Regions from separate parts of the Mus musculus genome. Here region 1 is linked to region 2. Evidence: chromatin loops called from intact Hi-C (ENCODE). Cell type or tissue: left cerebral cortex. All regions are shown on one strand. Each heading gives the region's core, and the rest is flanking DNA. Links, peaks and the distances in the headings are about the cores only.

Region 1 (10,801 bases), core at 2,739-6,738, 58 kb before region 2:
TTATTTATTTATTTATTTATTTATTTATTATATTTTTACATTATTTTTTACATCTTATATTCCATTCCCTGACCCCCATCCACCCTTTGACTGCTCTATATCCCATACTTCCTCCCTAACCTACCTGGTCTCCACATGGATGCCCTCACCCTCACTCCACCTGAACACTAACTGTCTGGGGCCTCCAGTATTGAGGATTAACACAGACCTGCAAGTCCTCTGCTGTACATGTGTTGGTGGCCCCATATCATCTGGTGTATGCTACCTGTTTGGTGATCAAGGGTTTTAGAGTTCTCAGGGGTCCAGATTAATTGAGACTGGTAGTCCTCCTACAGGATCGCCTTTCTCCTCAGCTTTCTTTAGCATTCCCTACTTCACCAACAAGGGTCAGCTACTTCTGTCCATTGGTTGGGTGCAAATATCTGCATCTGACTCTTTCAGCTCTTTTTTTGGGTCTTTTGTAGGGCAGTCATAATAGATCCATTTTTATCTAACCCTTTTTTTTTTTATCCCTTTAATGAGGCTTACAAGATTAAGATTTTATTGTTGCACCTAACAATTGGGTTACCATTGTTTCTGAACTAAGTTTTCTTGTGTTTTCCTTCACTTGTTGACTTGTCCAGGTTCAAGAGAGAAATGTATGTAGGCAAAGCATCAGTTTGTCTGAGGTGTACTGCAAAGGCCATGGAGAATTTGAAGCACAGGATTGGCATGGTAACGACCTGTCAGTAGGAACTTGGTGAGCTGGGTGGAGAGATTATGGAGTTCTGAGTCAGAGAGTTCCTGATATAAAAACAGGTAGGCCATTGCCTGCCAGTGCATGACCAGGCAGTTCCCATGGGGCAGAGTTTCAGGTGACCAAAAGTATTGCAGGAATGTCGCCATTCATTTCTTATTATTTCCCACAACACAAGTAACATCAAAATAAACACAATCACAAATAACACACACACACACACACACACACACACAAGACATAAACATCAAAATAACAGGAATTAACAATGTTTGGTCATTATTATCTATGAACACAAATGGATTCAATTCCCCAATAAAACAACAAAGGCTAAGAGACTGGATGTGTGAATAGGATCCAGTATTCTAGATCCTACTTACAAAAAACACACCTCAGCAATAAATATAGACATATACCAAAGTAAAGTGCTTCAAAAGAGTTTTCTAAGCACACAGGTCCAAATAACAAGCTGCAGTACCTATTCTAATAACTAATAAAATATGCTTTCAACCAAAAATTATTGAAAGAGATGAGAAAGGACACTTCAAATGCATCAAATAAAAAATCCACCAAAAAGACACTTAAATATGATTATGCACAAAATGTAACAGTACCAACATTCATTATACAAACATTACTAAATATTAAGATTACTTGGTGAACCCTCAATATTAAGAATGGGATACTTCAAGACACCATTCTCACCAAGGAACAGGTTAAGAAAACAAAAAATTACAGAAATAATAAAATTAACCAAGGTTATGAATCAAATGAACCAAAAATAGACCTATAGTACCTTTCCCCCAAACAGGAAAGCATATATACCTTCTTCCAACTCAAGGAATCTTCTTCAAAACTGACAGTATACTCAGTCACAAAGCAAGACTCAACAATAAATTTCAAATAACCACTCACATCTCAACAAATCACCATGATTATAAGTCTGGGCTACAACAACAACGGAAACAATAGACATCCTACAATCTCATGGACAGTGAACAACTCTTTACCCAGTGACCACTGGGTAAATGAAGAGATAAAGAAATAAATTAAAGACTTTCTAGAATTCAATGACAAAGAAGGCACAATATTCCCAAACATATGACTCACAATAAATGAACTGCTAACAGGAATGTTCGTAGCACTAAGTGTTTTGAACTTAGTGAGAAGTTAAAGAGATATCACAGTAGCAACTTAATAGCTCACATGAAAGTTCTAGAACAACAAGAACAAATAACAAAAACAGAGGAAACACACCCAAGAGGAGTAGAATGTGGGAAAGAATAATAAACAAGGATGATATCAAGAAATTAGAAACAAAGAAAAAATGGAAAGAATCAAGGAAACCAAGAGCTGGTTCTTTGAAAAAATCAGCAAGGTAAGCCAACCCTTAGGTAAACTAACTAAACAACAGAAAGACAATATCCACTTTAAGAAAATTAGAAATAAAAAGCTAGAGATAACAAAAGACAGTGTGGAAATCATTAGGTCTTACTTCAAAAACCTGTACTCCACAAAACTGCAAACTCTAATTAAAATGGATAATCTTTTTGATAATTACCACTGACCAAAGTTAAATCACAATCAGGTAAATAATCTAAATAGTCCTATAACCCCTAAAGAAGTAGAGGCAGTCATTAAAATTATCCCAACCAAAAAAGTTGAGGGCTGGATGGTTTTAGTACAGAATCCTATCAGATATTCTAAGCAGAGCTAATACCAATACTCTTAAATATATTCCACAAGAATGACACAAAAGGCACATTGTCAAACTCATTTTATATGGTCACAGTCACCCTGATACCTAACCCACACAAAGATTCAACAAAATAAAATAATGTCAGACCAGTTTACCTTATGAATATTGTCATAAAATGCTCAAAAAAACTCTCACAAACTAAATCCAAGAAAACATCAAAAAGATCATCCGCCATGATCAAGTAGGCGTCATACAAGGGATACAGGGATGATTCAACATGCAAACATCTATCAATGAAATCCACCATATTTACAATTGAAAAAAAAACCCTCACGATTATCTTATTAGATGCTTAAAAAAGCCTTTGACAAAATTCAATATTAGGAACATTCATGTTAAAAGTCTTGGAGGGATCAGCAATTCCAGTCATATACACAAGCACAAAAAAAAAAAAAAAAAAGAAAAGAAAAGAACGGCAATATACAGCAAACCAATAGCCAACATCAAATTAAATGGAAAGAAATATAAAACAATTGGACTAAAATCAGGGAAAAGACAGAGCTGTTCGGTCTCTCCATATCTCAATATAAAATGAGAATTTCTACCTAGAGCAAAATACAGCTAATGGAGGTCAAGGGGATACAAGTTGGAAAAGAAAAAGTATAGCTATTCCCAGATGAAAGTGTAATATACATAAGAGGCCCTTAAATATTCAAAAAATAATATATAGCTCATATGTCTGGTTCAGCAAAACGTCTACTCATAAGATAGTTTCCAGGAAGATATACCAGGACACAATTGAAACCTTCCCCTTCTGCTCTCCTGTGAAACCAGAAGTACTTACTGGACCTGATGTAGATCACCTGCATATTTGTAGCAAGTATGCATCTTGGTCATCATGTGGGTACCCTTACTTACAATCAGAGAGGGGACTATCTCTGACCCTGTTCCCTGTATTGGATCCACTTTCTCTACCTGGACTGTGTTGTTAGACCTCACTTGGAGAGGAGGTGCTTAGTATTATTGAGGAAAGATATTCCAGCATGGATTGAAACACAAGGGGATGAGGCTATACCCTTCTCTAGGAAGGGGAAGGGTAGCAGGTGGAAGGATTTGTAAGGGTTAAACTCAGAGGAGAGTAGGGAAGGGAGCTGCTTTGTTGAGGTAATGTAAATAAAATATACATTATGAAAAAAAGAACAGAATCCTCAAAAGAAAACTTTTTAACGTTGGAGAAGTAGTCAAAGAAATGTTAAATATCCCTAGGCTTCATGGAAATGCAAATAAAATAAAAACCTCTAACATTCTATCTTACACAGATCAGAATGGATAAGTTCAAAAACTCAAGTGACAACACCTGCTTACAAGGTTGTGGAGAAGGGGAACACTCTTCCACTGCTGATGGAGTGCAAGCTTGTACAACCACTCTGGAAATCAATTTGGGAGGTTCTCATAAAAATGGGAAAGTTCTACGCAAGATCCATCTATAACACTTTGGCCATATATATAAAGCTTGCTTCACCATACCAAAAGGACACTTGTTCAACTGTGCTCAAAGCAGTTTTATTCAAAAAAGCCAAAACTTGGAAACAACCCAGACACCCCTCAATGGAAGAATGAACACCGAAAATAGCATTCATTTACACAATGGAATATTACCTAGCTATTAAAAACAAGGAAATGATGAAATTTTCAGGCAAATTTATGGAACTTAAAAAATTGTGAAATAACCCAACTCAAAAGAATATACATTCCGTGTAATCACTTATACATGTATTTTAGCCATAAATTACATGCTATAATCCACAGACCCAAAAGAAAGGAAGGAAAGAAGAAAGAAATGAAGAAAGGAAGCAAGAAAGGAAGAAGAAGGGAGGAAGGGAAGAAAGAAGGAAGGACAGGCAGACAGAGACAGAAATAGAGACAGATGAAATATGGATTATCCTTAGTTCTTCAGCTTTTAATGGTACATACTGTATACCCAGCCAAAGCAATGTTCATTCAACCAATTATTTCCGTTTTTTTCCAAATATCAACAGTTTGACACATGCAGAAGTGTAAAAGAGCATATAAATAAGATATACACACACATCTGTGTGCCCTTCTGCATTTGCATCTGGATTTAGGTTACACTTGGGATGCTGGCTTACTAAAACTCTTTTATAGTCATGGATTTTCACTTCCACTAGATGTCAGTGTCTGATAATTCTCTGGCAAAGTCTTAGGCTAGCTTTTCTTAAATTTTACTTCTATTAATTTTGTTTTGGATTATTGTTTGCTTGTTTTGTAAGGAAATAAGCCCAACATGGGAAAATAGAGGAAGATAGAGGATTAACAGCAACTTTTGAGGACTGTTTTGTTATTTCAAGGGAATTGTTATTGTAGGTGGAATGGGATTGTTAAACATGAGAAAGAATGGCACCCAGAATTAGGCATGGAACCTGGAGAGTGGTTCAGATTGTCTCATTATTGTTTACCTGTGCATTTCAATTTAATCTGTCCTTATATTGACTACTCTCACTCATGAACTCCTTGCCTCTCCCCTCTATCTTTCTCCCTCCCTCCCTCCCTCCCACTCTCCCTTCCTCCCTTCCTCCTTCATCCCTCCACTTCCCCCTCTCTTCCCCCTCTCTTCTCCCTCTCTTTCCCCTCTCTCCCTTCCTCTCTCACTCATCTTTCACTTTGTTATACACTATGATTTCGATGTGTGTCCATGAGTATGTAGGTATCCACTGGAGAGTTATGGGTTTAATAAACCTCCCTTTATGATTCAAGTTTTGTCAATGAACAAAAAGATATGATGTTTACAATAACCATCTAACACAAAAGAAAATGTGTGATTAATTTGACAGTATTTTGCTCATAATTTTGATGTTGAATTGAGATATGAACAGAAATATTAGCCTACATGTTCTTACATTTATAGTGTTTGTTGTGCATATATAATAAATGTGAATGTTTTGTATCATCAGGTCACAACTGGAATTTTGAAGATTTCATTTATTTAAGAGAATTTCTTTCCAAAAATTGCTTAATCAAACACTCAAGTAAATTACAACATTTTAGAGCCAGTATTTGACAATTTACAAGTGCTTTAAATCCATACAGCATAATTACATAACATTTACTCACTACACCATAATCCTCCCTGATGCCATTAATAAAAAAAAAATTAGGTCTTATCCATGGATTTTTTTTTGTAAAGTTAGTAAAACTCTTAGTAAAAATTGGTTCATGCCAGGCTGCGGAATTCATTGAAACTGTATGGCCGTAGCCATTTACTGAATGTTGGCATCCATCTTTCGTGAATGTATTGAAGGTCAGACAAGAGGTCGGGTGCATCCATGTGGATCCAGTTATTTTACCTGTTGCTGAGGAATAGAATGCTGGAGAGCAGAACTGTTTTTCACTCAAGCATGCAGAATGATAAAGGGATTGCAAACCTTCCTTTGTTTTCCAATATCAATTTTCTGTTATATTTCATTCCTAATATTTTTATTTATTTATTAACTTTATATTCTAATATCAGCCCACTCTCCTCAGAATCCCCCTTTACACAGGTCCTAACCCCATTATCCCTCCACTCCTCTGAAGTGATGGACATTACACACACACACACACACACACGCACACACACACACACACACACCACATCAAGTTTTGCAGGACTGGCAACATTCTCTCCCCATGAAGCCAGACAAGGCAGCTCAGTTAGGGGAAAATGTTTCACATGGAGACAACAGGTCTGAGACAGTACAATTCTCCATTTATTGGGGGACTTGTATAAAGTCCAAGCTGCACATCCGCTACATATTTCCAAGAGAACTAGGTCCAGCCCATATATGGTTTTTGGTTGTTGTTTCAGTGTCTGGGATCACTGAAGTCTTCAGGGTAGTTGACTCTGTTGGTCTTCCTGTGGAGTCCCTGCCCTTTTCTGGTCCCTCAATCCTCCCCCAAATCTTCCACAAGACTCACCAAGATCTATCTAATATATGGCTATGGATCTCAACTGCAAACAGTCCATGTGCAGACAACCCAACAGTTAAAATCCATATTCAATACAAAATTCATTCAGTTTTCATGTAGCATTATGATTTTCAGGAAATGCCCATTTTCTTTAACTGTATGCTTAGTTCACTTCCCTATTAATGTTTTATAAGAAAATCATTCTTATGCATTCAGAATTTACACCTGAAATTCTAAAAGTAAAATTTATGTCATCTTCCCTTCCCCTCTCACTCTCTCTTTCTGTCTCTTTCTCTACTCTCTCTTTCTTTCTTTCTTTCTTTCTTTCTTTCTTTCTTTCTTTCTTTCTTTCTTTCTTTCTTTCTTTCCTTCCTTCCTTCCTTCCTTCCTTCCTTCCTTCTTTCTTTCTTTCTTTCTTTCTTTCTTTCTTTCTTTCTTTCTTTCTTTCTTTCTCTCTTCCTCTCTCTCTCTTCCTTTCTTTCTCTTTCTTTCTCTCTCTCTCTCTTTCTTTCTCTCTTTCTCTCTTTTTCTCTTTCTTTCTCTCTTTCTCACTTTCTCTATCTCTCTCTCTCTCTGTCTCTCTGTCTCTCTCTCTGTCTCCCCCCTGCCCTTTTAAAGGTCACTTCTCCAGCCAAAGCTGACAGGATCCTCTCGCTGTGGCTTAAACTAGCAGCAAATTCAGAGCAATCCTCTTCCTTCAACCTCCACAGTCCCAAGAGTAAAGAATTAAATAATACTCCTTGCTGTTAATTTTACTCTTAGTTTTATCCATTAGGAAAAAAGACATTTAACAAGTGTGGGGTAAGGATGACTTTGCATAATATAACATAACCAAAAATGCATGTTGCCATTTTACCTTTAACCAATAGACAAATATTACATTTAATCATGTTTGAGGCTTAGGAGATGTGTGAAAAACAGAACTAACTGCATAGTTCTCAAGTGAAAATTATACAGCTAAAAGTGAAATTAAATGCTTTCAAGAAATTCCTGAACATATAGAATAGGATTAAATATGTAGATAATAAGAGTTAATGTTTTAATTTGGAAATGCATAAACTAGAAGCATTCACAGCAGCGTTGCAATTCCATTTGCTTTTGGAGAGAAATCTTAAATGAATTTTCTTCCCTCTTTAGAGCACTGACACAAGCAAATCCTCTCTATAGTAATTAGAGTTGAGTATTCAGTAATTGGCTAGGAACATTGCTAAAATAAAATTACTGGTGTTTGAAAACTTAAGAATTATTATGTAGAGAATTACATTCCTGCATATTACATTCTTTTTTTTTTTTTTTTACATGCTTATACATCCTTCCTGTATTGGCTGGTTTTGTGTCAACTTGACATAAGCTGGACTTATCACAGTGAAAAGTTTCAGGTGAGGAAATGCCTTCATGAGATCCAGCTGTAAGGCATTTTCTCAATTAGTGATCAATGGAGGAAGGACCATTGTGGGTGGTGCCATTCCTGGGCTGATAGTCTTGGATTCCATAAGAAAGCAAACTAGCTGGGCATGGTGGCACAAGCCTTTAATCTCAGAACTTGGGAGGCAGAGGCAGGCGGATTTGTGAGTTCAAAGCCAGTCTGGTCTATAAAGTGAGTTCCAGGACAGCCAGGGCTATACAGAGAAACCCTATCTCGAACCCCCCCCCCAAAAAATAAATGAAATAAATAAAAATAAAAAATAAAAGCAAGCTGAGTGATCCAGGGAAATCAAGCCAGTAAGAAACTTCCCTCCATGTCCTCTGCATCAGCTCCTGCTTCCTGCCCTGTGTGATATCCATTCCTGACTTCCTTTGGTGATGAACAGCAATGTGAAAGTGTAAGCAGAATAAACCCTGTCTTCCCCAAATTGCTTCTTGTTCATGATGTTTTGTCCAGGGATAAGACAATGCCCACCAGTAGGGAGATATAACCTGAAGAGAAGACCTTCAGTGAATAAAGAGGACCCTCAGTGGAAGATTGGGGTCACTAGCCTACCTTCAATTTTTTTGATCCAAAATTGTTCCAGTCTTTAAAAAATGCAAGGGCAAAAATGGAGCAGAGGCTGAAGGCAAGGACAAAGGACAGCTATGGATCAAACTTGGGATCTATCCTAGAAGTGGGCCCCAGATTGTGACAATTACTGATGCTATGTTGTGCTTGCAGACAATGGCAACCCCATAGGAAGACCAAAAGTGTAGACTAATCTAGATCCATGGAAGTTCCCAAGAACTGAGGCATCAACCCAAGAGCATACAAGGAAAGGTATAAGGTCCTAGGCACCGATGTAGCAAAAGACTGTCTTTTGTCTGGCTTCTGTAGGAAAGGATATGCCCAATTCTCTAGAGACTAGAGATATACCCTAGGGAATGGGAGTTTCCATGTTCCAAGGAGGTCAGTATGCTCTCAGACACAGAAGGGAGGGGGTTGGACAAAAGTGAATGTCAGTGGGGTAATCTGTGGGAAGGGAGACCAGGGTAGGGAGTAACACTTGGAATGTAAATAAAATAAAATAAAATAATTAATTAAAAATTAAAATAAAATAGAAGTTTTGATTTAACACTCCAAATAAAACAACAACAACAAACTATTGGTTGAATAACGATGCCTATATCCTATAGCTGGGCAGAAGAGAGAAAGGCTGAGATACAGATCTGGGGTTTTGGGTCTGAGGCAAGACACCACAGAGGAAGAGAGGAAAATATGGAGAGAGATGATGTCATGGCGTAAGCTAAAACATGGCCATAATGGCTGGCCAATTTGAATAAGAGCAGTCCAGGCAGAACACAATTAAAACTAGGTGTTATTGGTAGGGAAAGAGACATATTAATAGCTCAGATGGCAGATATCACCCCAGCTCTAGAGCTTTAAAAACTAATCATAAATATAAAAGTTTAGTTTCTTTTATCTGAGAACTAAATGATCTAAGGAAGTGTAGACACCACTGAATGATATTTAGTACAACATAATGATGCACTTCATTGGGCCAAATTTTGATGAAATTTGCTGTGGTTCTTCCTTCCAGCCCCATGATCCAAATAATAAGACTAAGACTAAAAATGTTTTTCCAAATACCTTGGCTGAATAGCTAGGCACTGCTCAGACTAGAATCATACAAAATACCCATTTAATTAGATCTCTTATTTGTAACATGGCTGGTTACCTCTGCTCAGGCACTATGTATCTGCCTCCTTACAGGTGAATCTCCTGTTTCTGCTCTCTCCTAGAATTTTCTCTGCCTCCTGATGTCCCACCTTATCTCTCCTGCTTAAGCTATGGGCTTTTATATTGACAGGTTATGGATATGTCAAAATCACAAGATGCTTTCCATATTATCAAGGATTACTTGAAAAGAGTGGACAGAAATGCTGTAAGAGCCAGAGGATAGAGATAAGCCTACCTGTACAGTGCTAAATAGATCCCTTCTTTCCACACTCTTATAGGCAATGCATTTTTTTACAGGAGGATTCCATCTGACAATTATAGCTTTCCTGATAAATAAACTGCAGAAATATCAAGAAGTAAGTATTACTAATTTGGTGGCCATTTCTTAATTTTATTAATTTGGTAATCAACACTAATCAACAAATTCCTTGTAATCTAACCTTGAGTCAAATTTGACAAAATTCTTGAAACTCATGCTGTAATTTGATGAGATATAACACAGATGAGGATATCATGAGGAAAGAGTGTTTTCTGAATTTTCTTTTTATTTTTTAATCATTATATTTATTTAAATTTCAAATGCTATCACCTTTTTCATTTACCGCTCCACAAACTCCCCTCCTGCTACCATTTGCTTCTATGAGAATGCTCCTCCACCTACTAACTCACTCCTGCTTCACCACTAGCAGCCCCCTACACTGGGACATCAAGCCTCCATAGGACCAAGAGCTTCCCCTCCTACTGCTGTCAGATAAGGCCATCCAATGCTATGTATGTATCTGGATCTATGGATCCCACCATGTATACTCTTTGGTTGTTGGCATAGTCCCTTAAGATCTGGTGGTCTGGATAGTTGATATTGTTCTTTCTATGGGACTGCAGTTATCTTCAGCTCCTTCAGTCCTTCCCCTTGAAGTCCTTCCTTCAGCTCTTCCATTGTGGTCCTTGGGCTCAGGCCAATGGTTTGCTGTGAGTATCTGCATCTGTATTGGTCAGGTGCTGGTAGTACATCTCAGGAAACAGCCATACCATCCTCTTGTTAGGAGGAACATCTTGGCATCAGCAATAGTATGGGGTTTGGTATCTGTGGATGGGATGAATCCCTAGGTGGGGCTTTCTCTGGATCGTCTTTCCTTCAGTCTCTGTCCCTGTCTTTCCATTGACAGGAGCATATCTGGGTTAAAAATTTTGAGATGAATAGATGGAGACATCCTTCAACTGAGTATTGTGTCTATCTACTGGAATTTGTCTT
Region 2 (10,801 bases), core at 4,522-8,521:
ATAGCATTAACATAGTAAAAATGGCCATATTACAAAACAATCTACAAATTCCATGCAATCCCCAACAAAATTACAACACCTTTTTTTAACTGACCTTGACATAACAATTCTCAACTTCATATGGAAAACCAAAACACTCAGGATATTGAAACATTCCTGTGCAATTAAAGAACTTCTGAGGTCTCTTCAGTCCTGATTTCAAGCTATGGTAATAAGTCTCGGATATATTGGCAGAAAAGCAAACAGGTTGATCACTAGAATAAAAATGAAAGACCCAGAAATAAACCATACACGTATAGAGACTTGATATTTGGCAAAGAATCTAAAACTATAATGGAAAACAGTGAAAAGAAAATATAATGGAAAAACTAAATGAAAATATCTTCAACAAATAATTTTGGTCTCACTGGATGTTTGGATGTAGAAGAACACAAATAGACCCATATATATCACCCTGAACAAAACTCAACTCTAAGTAGGTAAATAACCTCTAAATATAATCTGACACACTAAATCTAATAGAAGAGAAAGTGAGGAAGTGAATTGAATATATTAGCTCATGAGACACTTTTCTGAACATAACACCAATAGCTCAGGCACTAAGATAAAAACCTCCACAAAAATCACAACCTGGTTACAACGTGGAGCATGATGAACACTCCTCCATTGCTGGTAACAGTATGACTATATAGAGAATATGTTATGTCTGTATGGATATAATGCCTGTCAATGAATTTAATAGCATGTGGCTTAGGCAGGAAATAGACAATGAGGCATCTGAGAAGAGAAATAATTGTGGGACAGAGCAAGGGGTAAGATTAGCCAAAAATTGATAGAAACGTGGAACCTGAACACAGGTAACTTGCCATTTTGAAGAATGTGATTAAAATGAATGGGTTAATTTAAGCAATGACCTCGTCAAAGAAGAGCCAAGTTAAATGACCAAGGTATTTGTAAATATCTTTCAAATCTGAGTACTGTTTCTTGGAGCAGGGATTTGGGAGGAAGATCCTGGATCTGCCTTCTACAAAATGCACCCAAAATGGAGCAAGAACTTAGAACTCAAATTTCAATTACAAGGCCCCACAGGAGGCCTTGTCTCTTGAAGGAGGAGGAGGAGAAGGGGAAGAAGGAAGGGGAAGGGAGAAGGGGGAAGGGGGGAAGAGGAAGTGGAAGGAGAAGGAAAAGGGGAAGGGGGAAAAGGGAAGAGGGGAAGGAGAAGGGGGAAGGGGGGAAGAGGAAGGGGAAGGAGAATGGGAAGGAGAAGGAAAAGGGGAAGGGGGAAAGTGGAAGAGGGGAAGGGAAAGGGAGAAGGGGGAAGGGGGGAAGAGGAAGGGGAAGGAGAAGGAAAAGGGGAAGGGGAAAGGGAAGAAGGGGAAGGGGAGGAAGGGGAAGGGGAAGGAGGAAAGCAGACCAAATCCAAAACTTATTAGAACTACACAAGACAAGAAGATTAAAAGAATGTTTCCTAGACCAGGAGCAGGAACATGCAGAGATAGTATGGAAGGTGTCTGCTTTGAGAAGACCTTACTGAATTTTTAAAACACAGAAGTTGAGGCTTCTCTCAAGGGCTGAGTACAACTGTGGCTGAGTGTGAGGAACCAATTCTGGGTTACACATGGGCTGAATGCAGCTATGGCAGCCCCTGTGAGAAATTTTTAGAGATCACAACTATGAAATAAACCTCTTCAGATTCTCCCAAGCTTAGAAAGGCTGATTGGCCCAGTCCTGTCCTATGGGAATTAGTGCTCTGCAGTCATGGTGTGAAGAGAATCTGAAGCAAAGGACGTGAATGTCTTGCAGGTGTTGTTGGTACACTACCCCAGGATGAACCACAAGGCCTTGTAAAGTGAGAGATCCTCGCCCAATAATGAGACCCATAGTCGAGGGGGTAAGGGTCCAGGAGACTTAACGGGGATTGGTTGCACATTCATTTGGGGCATGAGTAAGAAACTGGAGGTGGCATGCAAGTCCACTCTTGTAACTCGTAGGGTGTCATCTCCTCTGTCCTGCTCTGGCTTTTGACAAAGCGGCTCCCATATTTGTGAGGGCCCTGGGATCAGGGGCCCAGCACCCCGTTTTTTGACTGTGAGGGATTAATTTCACCTATTGGGTGCAGGAATCTTCCTTTTACATCTCTGACAGAGCAGCATTCACTAGCCTTTTGATAGCCCTTTCTGCAGTGGGAGCAGAGAACAGCTCCTCATGTGCTTTCAGGTACAGGGACATCTCTCTTCAAATGTCCAGCTTTCCCACAATTGAAAAATGCCTTTTGTTTGTTGACATTAGGGCGCCTCTGAGATTGCAATATAGCCATGCCTAGTCCTGCATTGGTGAGAGGGCCTCCTAGCTCCCTACATATCTTAAGCCAGTCTTGTAACCCTTTGTTTTTTTCTTGGCGTGATGGCCGCCCTGAACTCTTGGGTGGCTTGCTCATAGATGAGCTGTTCAATTAGAGACATGGCTTGCTCGGGGTCACCAAAGACCCAGGCTGGGGCCTCAGTCATTTTGCCTCAAAATCAGAGAATGGTTCCTGGACCCCTGAACAATCTTTGTAAGGTGGCCCCCAGCCTCCCCTTTTCTTGTAAGTGCCTTCAAAGCCTTGACTGCAGCTGCCCCTATCTGGGTGTATGCCCCCCCCCCCAAGGATAGTTAATTTGATAGGCGGCATACTGCCCTTGGCTGGTCAACAATTCAAAGGTTCATTGTCTCTGGTTGTCATCAACTGCTGTGGTATTGGCCCTGGCCTGGTTTTGGGCCGCATCATACCATAGAGCTTTCCATTCCATATATTGTCCCATATTAGGGAGTGTAGCCTTTGCTATCATTTGCCAATCTGACGGGGTCATGGCCATATTGGCGAATCTCTCGACCTGAACCAGAGTAAAATTTGCACTGATCCCATAGTTACGGACAGATTCAGCAAGTTCTTTAAGTTGTTTATAGTCCACTGGGGCGTGCATAAGTCCTGCCTCTCCAGTATCAAAGACTGGAAATGCCACCTGTATCTTTTTTAACTCTTCTTGAGGAAAAAAGGAGTTAGTGCTATACCGCAATTCATAAGGCAGTGGCACTGTGGGCACAGTAGCTGGTGTGCTACCCTCTTTATTACTTCCTGATCGCGACCATCGGTCAGGGTTATATCTTTGTTCTTCATATTTTGCTGCCTCCTCCTCTAATTCAGCCTCCTCACTGGGGTCTAGGTCTTCAGACCCTGAACTATCAATCTCTAAGGCCTTCAAGTCATGGATAGGATAAAGATTAGTATAAGGCCTTAGTAGAGGGCTCAGTTTCACTGCCCTTCTTTCTCTCTCCCCTTTCTTCTGAATCCCGGGGAGGGCCCTTTTTCTTAGACATGACTTTCTTTTTTCGAGCTCCCATTCTCTCGCTCCGTTCAGTTTCTGACATACTGTCCTGAACCTCTTCTCCTGTTCCCTGGCCCTCCACAATGGTGGGTCAGCAGGTTTCATCCTCTAGACAGTTTTTTATCAGCTTCCAAATTGCCTCGGAGCCCAGGCATAAGTCTTCATGCTTATGGTCAAGGTCCCTTCCTAGCTTATTCCACGAGGCTACAGTTAGAGACCCTGAACAGGCATACCAGGGAGCAACGCGATCCACCTCCTTAACAAATTTCTGCAGCATATGGGAGGCGACCTACAGATCGTGTTGCTTTAGCACTGCCTGTAACACGGTGATCACTGACTGTGAGGAGCCCATGATAGAGTGAGTGCCTGAGGCTGATCTACGCCCAACTTATGGTATTCCTTAAGCAAAGTGAAAGTAAACACAGTGCTCAGCTCCCTTATCTACAGGAGGCTTACAAAATACCTCGGTGCTGCCACTTATCTATGTCGGATTGAATACACCTCAAATTTCAGCACCAGCCTTGATGGACAGAATAAGAAACACCTCAAACTTCAGCACCAGCTTCGATGGACAGAATAAGAAACAATAAGAAACAGAATGAGGGCCAGGGCAACCAAGACTAGAGCTTCTACCGCCCCTTCCTAGGGTGCATCTAGATTAAAACCGAAATCAAAAGGGATAAGTGGTTCACGATCAGAAATACCTCTCCGAACTTACCTTTTCCCTGCAGTTCTGAATCCACCCCATCTCCGGGTTTCTCCTCAATGCCAGCGATGTTGATCCCTGGTTTCCAGCACCAGATGACCCGTGCTACCTTCTTGCCAGCAAGAATGCACGCAGGAGTTCCTGTGATTGAGGCAATCTAGCCACTGGGCAAAGAAAATGCCCTAACTTTATATGTAGATAAAAATCTGCCTAAAAAGGAAAAGTTGATGCTGTCCTCTGCTAAGACACGGTAAGCAAGTCCTTCAAATTTCCTGCAGCACATCAGGTCTGGCAGGTATTCTGGACAAAAAAAGCTGAAGTTAGACACTCAAACCTTATAGAGAATAATCCAAGTGCAGAAGGCTACCTGTCTTTGTCATTTCTATAAATTTTGCAAACTGCATTCCTGTGCTTCCTACACAGTCAAGTAAAATTTATTCTTTTACATATCTCTGATGGAGGTGAAGACTAGATAGTGATAGTCTTACTATACACTTAAGATATTTATGTCTAAGATTTTTAGGATAACAATATAAGTTAGGATAGAAAATGATTTAGATTCAAAACTTTGAACTCACCAAGATAGGATAGATAATAAAATACTTACTCCTGAGCTACCACATATAAACAAACTGGACTTTTAATTTTAATCTTACCTAATAATCTTCATAAGTGTTGCATAATTGTTCCTACTGTTTGTTGTTTATTATTGCATAAGAAAGAGCCTTTTTATTTAGACAAAAAGGGGAAGTGCTGAGGTTTGGTCTATTGTTATGTTTTGTAAGCATGGAAGTACTGGCTTTGGTTACCTCAGAGATGAGGAGATACTTATGTATACCAAGGGATGTTGTGTAACTTGCTCACCAAGTTATCACTGATTGGCTAATAAGGGCAGAAGGAACTTATGAAGAGTGTCTATGGCTGGGCTTATGACGATGAGGGAGAACAGGGAGATGAATAGAGAGCAGAAGGCGCCATTGGGTAGGTGAATTGTGAGAGCATGGTCATGAGGGCTGGCCAATTGACATAGGGGTGACCCATGCAGAATTTGGAAAATCATTCCTCATGGTTTTTGACAGGAAAGTAGACTCAATAGCTTAGAGGGTTTATATCTGTCCAGCTCTAGTGGTAGTAAAGCTTCTTATACATATAAATGTTATGTGTCTTTTTTTTTTTTTTTCTGGAAACTGAGTGAACTTGAAATCTCTATTACTTTCCTCTACAACAGATGGACTTGGACATCAGAACTTGAATACCTGCACCATCACCTTGATGGCAGTCCTCCATTCTTTCTAATTCCTTCCATTTTACTACAAGCTAGTTTCACATACCTGTCCAAACATATACACTTACCAATATCCGAACCATGTCCAAACTTTTCATTTCAGATTTGATATTATTCTACTACATCTTTGCTACCTGGATTATTCAGGGATTGCTTTTACTTTAATCAAGGTTCACTTGCTAGAGAAACTATTTTTATAATTCCTGAGGGCTGTGTGCATGAGCAGAGCATGGCTCCTAGCAGGGGTTGTTTTGCTGCTGCCTCCTACCCCAGAGGACAGTTAGGAAGGCCTCTGGTCTAGATGATGAGTAAAGGTAGAAGGAATCCTGTGCTCATTTTTCTGCAGAGGTTCCCCTCCAGATCCAGACCCTTGCTGATGGTCAAGGCTCTCGAGCTGATTGTGGTGGAAGATCATCATTGTTTGTCACCCTTACAGCTTCCTGGCTCTTCTGCTTTGGATATGGGCTCCCAGAGTTTGTGACCTCACACACTTGGGACTCCTGCAGCTATAGGTGTTTATGGGTCCTTTGGCTGCCCTGGCTCAGTTTTCTCCACTGATGCCTGGCAGTGAGTAACCTAGGGTCAAATGGGATCTTTAGCAAGGAACCTTTAGTGGGGTATCTGCGGGAGAGCTGCTGCAGGCCTGTAATCAGAATCTATTAGTGTTTTTAAGTCCATCCTATGTGCCCACACTCATGGCGAGGCTTCTTGTTCAGGGAGCAAGGAAGACTTCTCTGGGACATTACCCTGTGATTGAGTGGTAGCCTTGGCCACTGGAGTGGAAGTCTGGAATTTCAGGAGCAGGAATGGGACTCACATCTTTCCAGCTTGGAGACTTGCCTGGAGATGCCTTTGCTACAGGCCTCTTGTTCTCAGCTTAACAGGTGCTTTCCCTCTTTTTGCAGGGCAGCAGCGCCTGGGAGTAAGGAGATTTGCCATCATCATAGATGAAACAACCCGCAAAAGACCCAGCAGGGACTTGGTCCTGGTCCCAGTGGAACTGTGCTGGGATCTTTCTATGCCTGGGAGACAGAGGTCACTTCTGTTTCCCTGGACCTTATTGACCACCTGGTGTCTAAGTCCTTGGCAAAAGGGACTAGGAGTTAATGTTTTCTCAAGCACTTGATGGTCTGCCTGAAGCCAACCTCTGTCAGGCTGTTAGAAAGAATGGGCAAAGAAAAAGAGTTCTTTCAGCATTTTGAAGAACTTTCCTCGCTTGGTGTCCTTGCAAAGAGTCTTCAGAAGATTCTTCAGGTTGCTCGGGTGCCATCCTGCCTTCATGTCTACTCCTGAGGACAGGAAGGGACAGCCTGGGATTCATATTCTTGACTCAGATAGCCCTGTCTTCAAGGAGGTGGCTGGTTCTCTGGATCAGAAGACACCAATGTTTGCTCACCTGCTAGTGGACCCTGCATCTCTTTGCCTCCCTGCTTTATATGTGTTCTGTCAGGTGGAGGCTCAGTCATACCATTGACAACATTTTGATCATTTAATTGAAAATATCCATTTGAGAAGTGATAGTTATGTCAATATTGTTCTCTACTATTGTCTGTAAAAAATCTCTTGTTATTCTAATTTTGAAAAAAAATTAAAAAAAAAAAACAAGACAAAAAACAAACAAACAAACAAAAAACCAAAAACCCATAAATACCAGTCTGTTCTTCCACAAAAGATTTATACATCACTGGAGTACATGCCAATAATAGATCATACACCATATCAAATTAAGGTAGTTTCCAAAATTATTTACAGATATGCCTCATTTTATATACATTGTACATATTTATACACTAATATAACTTAGTAAAGGCTATTAATATGTTACATGTTCCTTTTTTTCTTCACATACTGCATTATGTATAAATATATGTAATTTTTTTTACTTGGATACTTGTTTCCTAATTCATTTTGCTGGCCTAGCACAATATTTTAGCCCATTTCAGCCATCTGTCATGACCAGATTTGTAAGAATCAAATGTGTCATATTTGCTAAAGTAAAATTCAATACAGTGTAAACAAAACATGATTATTCACCTGCAGAGATGCTGCTTTGTTAGTGCTTTACGTTTGTGTTTTACAAATAGAGAAATCATGAAAAAATTCTAGTTCATGTGATTGTCATGGAAACAGAGCATTTATCATTCCATTATTAAGTATATTATTAGGTATATTATTAAGTATAATTCTCTTGAATTCAGTTGTATGCTTTAAATATGCTTTAATTATTGGCTTGTTTATTGCCATGTATAAGGAAATTCTTTAAATTTTCTGTTCAATATATATCAGTGATTGTACTGGCTAATTTTGTGTCAACTTGACACAGGTTTCAGTTATCACAGAGAAAGGAGATTCAGTTGAGGAAATGCCTCCATGAGATCCAGCTGTAAGGCATTTTCTCAATTAGTGATCAAGGGGAAAAGGCCCCTTGTGGGTGGGACCATCTCTGGGCTGGTAGTCTTGGTTCCATAAGAGTGCAGGCTGAGCAAGCCAGGAGAGGCAATCCAGAAAGGAACATCCCTCCATGGCCTCTGCATCAGCTCCTGACCTGTTTGAGTTCCAGTCCTGAATTCCTTTGGAGATGAACAGCAGCATGGAAGTGTAAGCCGAATAAACCCTTTCCTCCCCAACTTTCTTCTTGGTCATGATGTTTGTGCAGGAATAGAATCCCTGACTAAGAAAAATTGCTACCAGCAGAGTGGGGTATTCCTGTGACAACCTGACCATGTTTGGGAAGGACTGTGGAAGGAATTTGGAACTTTGGGCTTAAAGATCCATTTGTTGTTAAGAGTTCTGTCAGATGTTGTGTAGGAGCTTGGAAGATAATGTTGAGAATAGTGCAAAAGATGGAGGTCTGGTTTGTGAAATTTCAGAGGGAAAATTAAAGACTCTTTTCAGGGCCATTGCTGTTTTTCTGTGGTTCTGGTTAGCTGGGGCTGAAGAATCAGCTGTGATTAACAAGATACCAGAACTACTAAAGCAAAAACTTGGCATTACTGGGACTATTGATTCTGGTTAGCTGGAGCTAAGAAATTAGTGGTGATTAAGAAGAGACCAGCGTCATTGAGGTGACATCTTCTGGGAAGTGTTTTCTGAAAGCACAAAAAGGCTGTGTTCCAGAGATAGCCAAGGTTGTACTCCTGCTGCAGCGGGACTTGGTAATATGTAAGGGTCACCAAGGTGGTACTGGTTTTGGAAGTATGAAGGGGTCATGAAGAGTAGCTGAGGCTCGACATTATGAGAGGTCATAGATGGCCATTGGTGAAGTTGCTGCCATAGTTGCAATTGAAGGCCCAGGACTGAAGGGGTCATGCAGTGTTTTGGAGATGCCAGTACCATGAGATGACCACCAAAAGCAGCAGCAGCAGTACAGGCATCTGGAGTCTAGAGGATGATGTGTGTGCTACAAAGGGCCTGGCTGGAGAAGTGTCCCAAGCCCTTGGAGGAGCCCAGAAGATCATGAGTTGGATCACAGACATTGGAAGGTTGGAGATTGATTTTTGCTTTTGATTGTGACTGTGCCCTGATATTTTCCCTCTTGAAGGAAGAAACTATTTTATTGGAGCCCACAGTTAAGAGACTTTTAATTGTCAAAAGACTTTGGATTTTAAAAGAGATGGATATTTTAAAGAGATTGAACATTTAAGAATATGTAAAGACTGTGGGATGTTTAAAGTTATTTAGACCTTGGGGATGAATAAGAATGTAAGGGTTGAGGCTTACTAGTGATGTGTTTGTGTGTCAAGTTGACAAGGGGTCAATTGTACTGGCTAGTTTTGTGTCAACTTGACACAGCTGGAGTTACTACAGAGAAAGGAGCTTCAGTTGAGGAAATGCCTCCATGAGATCCAGTTGTAAGGCATTTTCTCAATTAGTGATCAAGGGGGAAAGGCCCCTTGTGGGTGGGACCATCTCTGGGCTGGTAGTCTTGGGTTCTATAAGAGAGCAGGCTGAGCAAGCCAGGAGAGGCAAGCCAGAAAGGAACATCCCTCCATGGCCTCTGCATCAGCTCCTGACCTGCTTGAGTTCCAGTCCTGACTTTCCTTGGTGATGAACAGCAGCATGAAAGTGTAAGCTGAATAAACCCTTTCCTCCCCAACTTTCTTCTTGGTCATGATGTTTGTGCAGGAATAGAATCCCTGACTAAGACAGTGATATTTAAAGATTCCTTGTACATCACAATTATACACTCTATTTCCCAAAGATACTATAAATAAAAGTGCATACAAGTAACATTGTATTGACTGAACAGGATATATTAAGGTGTGTGTTATGTATGTGTGTGTGTGTGTATGTTTGTGTGTGTCTTTGTATGCATGTATACATGAACATAAATATATGTCTGTAGTAAAAATTAGTGGAAAAAGAGGCCATGAATTTGAAGGAGAGCTCAGACAGGGCATATAGGAGATGGTGGAAGTAGGAAATGGAAGGAAAAATGTAATTGCAGATATAAAAATAACAAAATAAAAATGCTGATTGTTCCTTGTATTTATTTTACTCTGTTGCTTTATTTAGTTACCTTGAAACTGTAATTGTTGTTAATTATTTTTAAGCTTGGTAACAACCTCAAATTTACCCTAGTCACCAAATATGTTTTATTTACTGTTAGAATAGCTATAATAGCATTTATTTATTTAGTAAAATACTTGTTAATTTGTAGAAAGGAGTCCTTTTGCTCTACTCAAACAGAATTCAAGGGGATTCGAATAGAAACATTTTCGGACCTTAAAATCTTAAGGTTTAGTGGTGAGACTTGCAAAACTTAAAGAGTATATTTCAATTCCTGTGATAAACCTGAAATTACAGGCTGTAGACACTCTGATGGAGGGCTTTTGTTCTGGAATTTAAGTTCTGAGTGCAGTTGTAGGTTTTTTCTATATTTTCAGCTCTTGCAGCAATGGGAGGTAGCAGGCACCAGAATGCACAGCAGGGAGTACTTGCTAGTGTTAGAAGAACTTTCTCTATTAAGATTGTGTTTTCATTCAGCTTACTATTTCCCATTTAAACATGTAATTGATGTTATTTTGTCCAATGTCTGCTTGCCTAATGTTTAAATGACTAGGGAATATTTATGTCTTTGAGATTCTGTACACTCTATATTCATAATGCTCCTAAATAATATTGAGATACATATACTAGAGTTGGGCAGTGCTTTGTCCTTGGCAACACAAAGATAAACATATCTCATGTTAAGATTTGAGAAAATTCTCTTTATATAAAATAGTTTGCTGATCAGAAGAGAGCTTATTTTAAAATTGTTACTTTATTCTATTTGAGTATGTAATCAGTCTGGGTGAATCATAATATCCCTGCATAAAAAAATAGACAGAGGAGCAAAAGCAAGATGGATGAGAGTTGATAGAACTCTTCATTCATGTGTTTAGAATCCTTGAGAGGAGATAACAATGATGTAAGACTAAGTGAGAAATACATGTTAAAGATCAT

The links. A loop is a pair of places that touch in the nucleus more often than their neighbours do. Peaks named below come from ENCODE experiments on the same cell type or tissue, not always from the same donor. Only the 100,000 strongest peaks of a DNase experiment are listed, where the experiment ranks them.
Region 1: a loop joins it to region 2, with 2.0 times the contacts of the local background. A loop is called at or near these places in 11 of 42 quality-filtered maps.

Annotation. Positions count from the first base shown.
Region 1 is chr8:55,402,502-55,413,302 of GRCm38, forward strand. No RefSeq gene overlaps it. Among named protein-coding and RNA genes, the nearest start is that of Gm51594, 25 kb to the left of the region's middle. In left cerebral cortex, for the core only: a CTCF peak has its summit at 4,649 (motif pointing right); no DNase peak of the experiment used is centred there.
Region 2 is chr8:55,458,316-55,469,116 of GRCm38, forward strand. No RefSeq gene overlaps it. Among named protein-coding and RNA genes, the nearest start is that of Gm51595, 25 kb to the right of the region's middle. In left cerebral cortex, for the core only: no CTCF peak of the experiment used is centred there; a DNase peak (open chromatin) is centred at 6,379.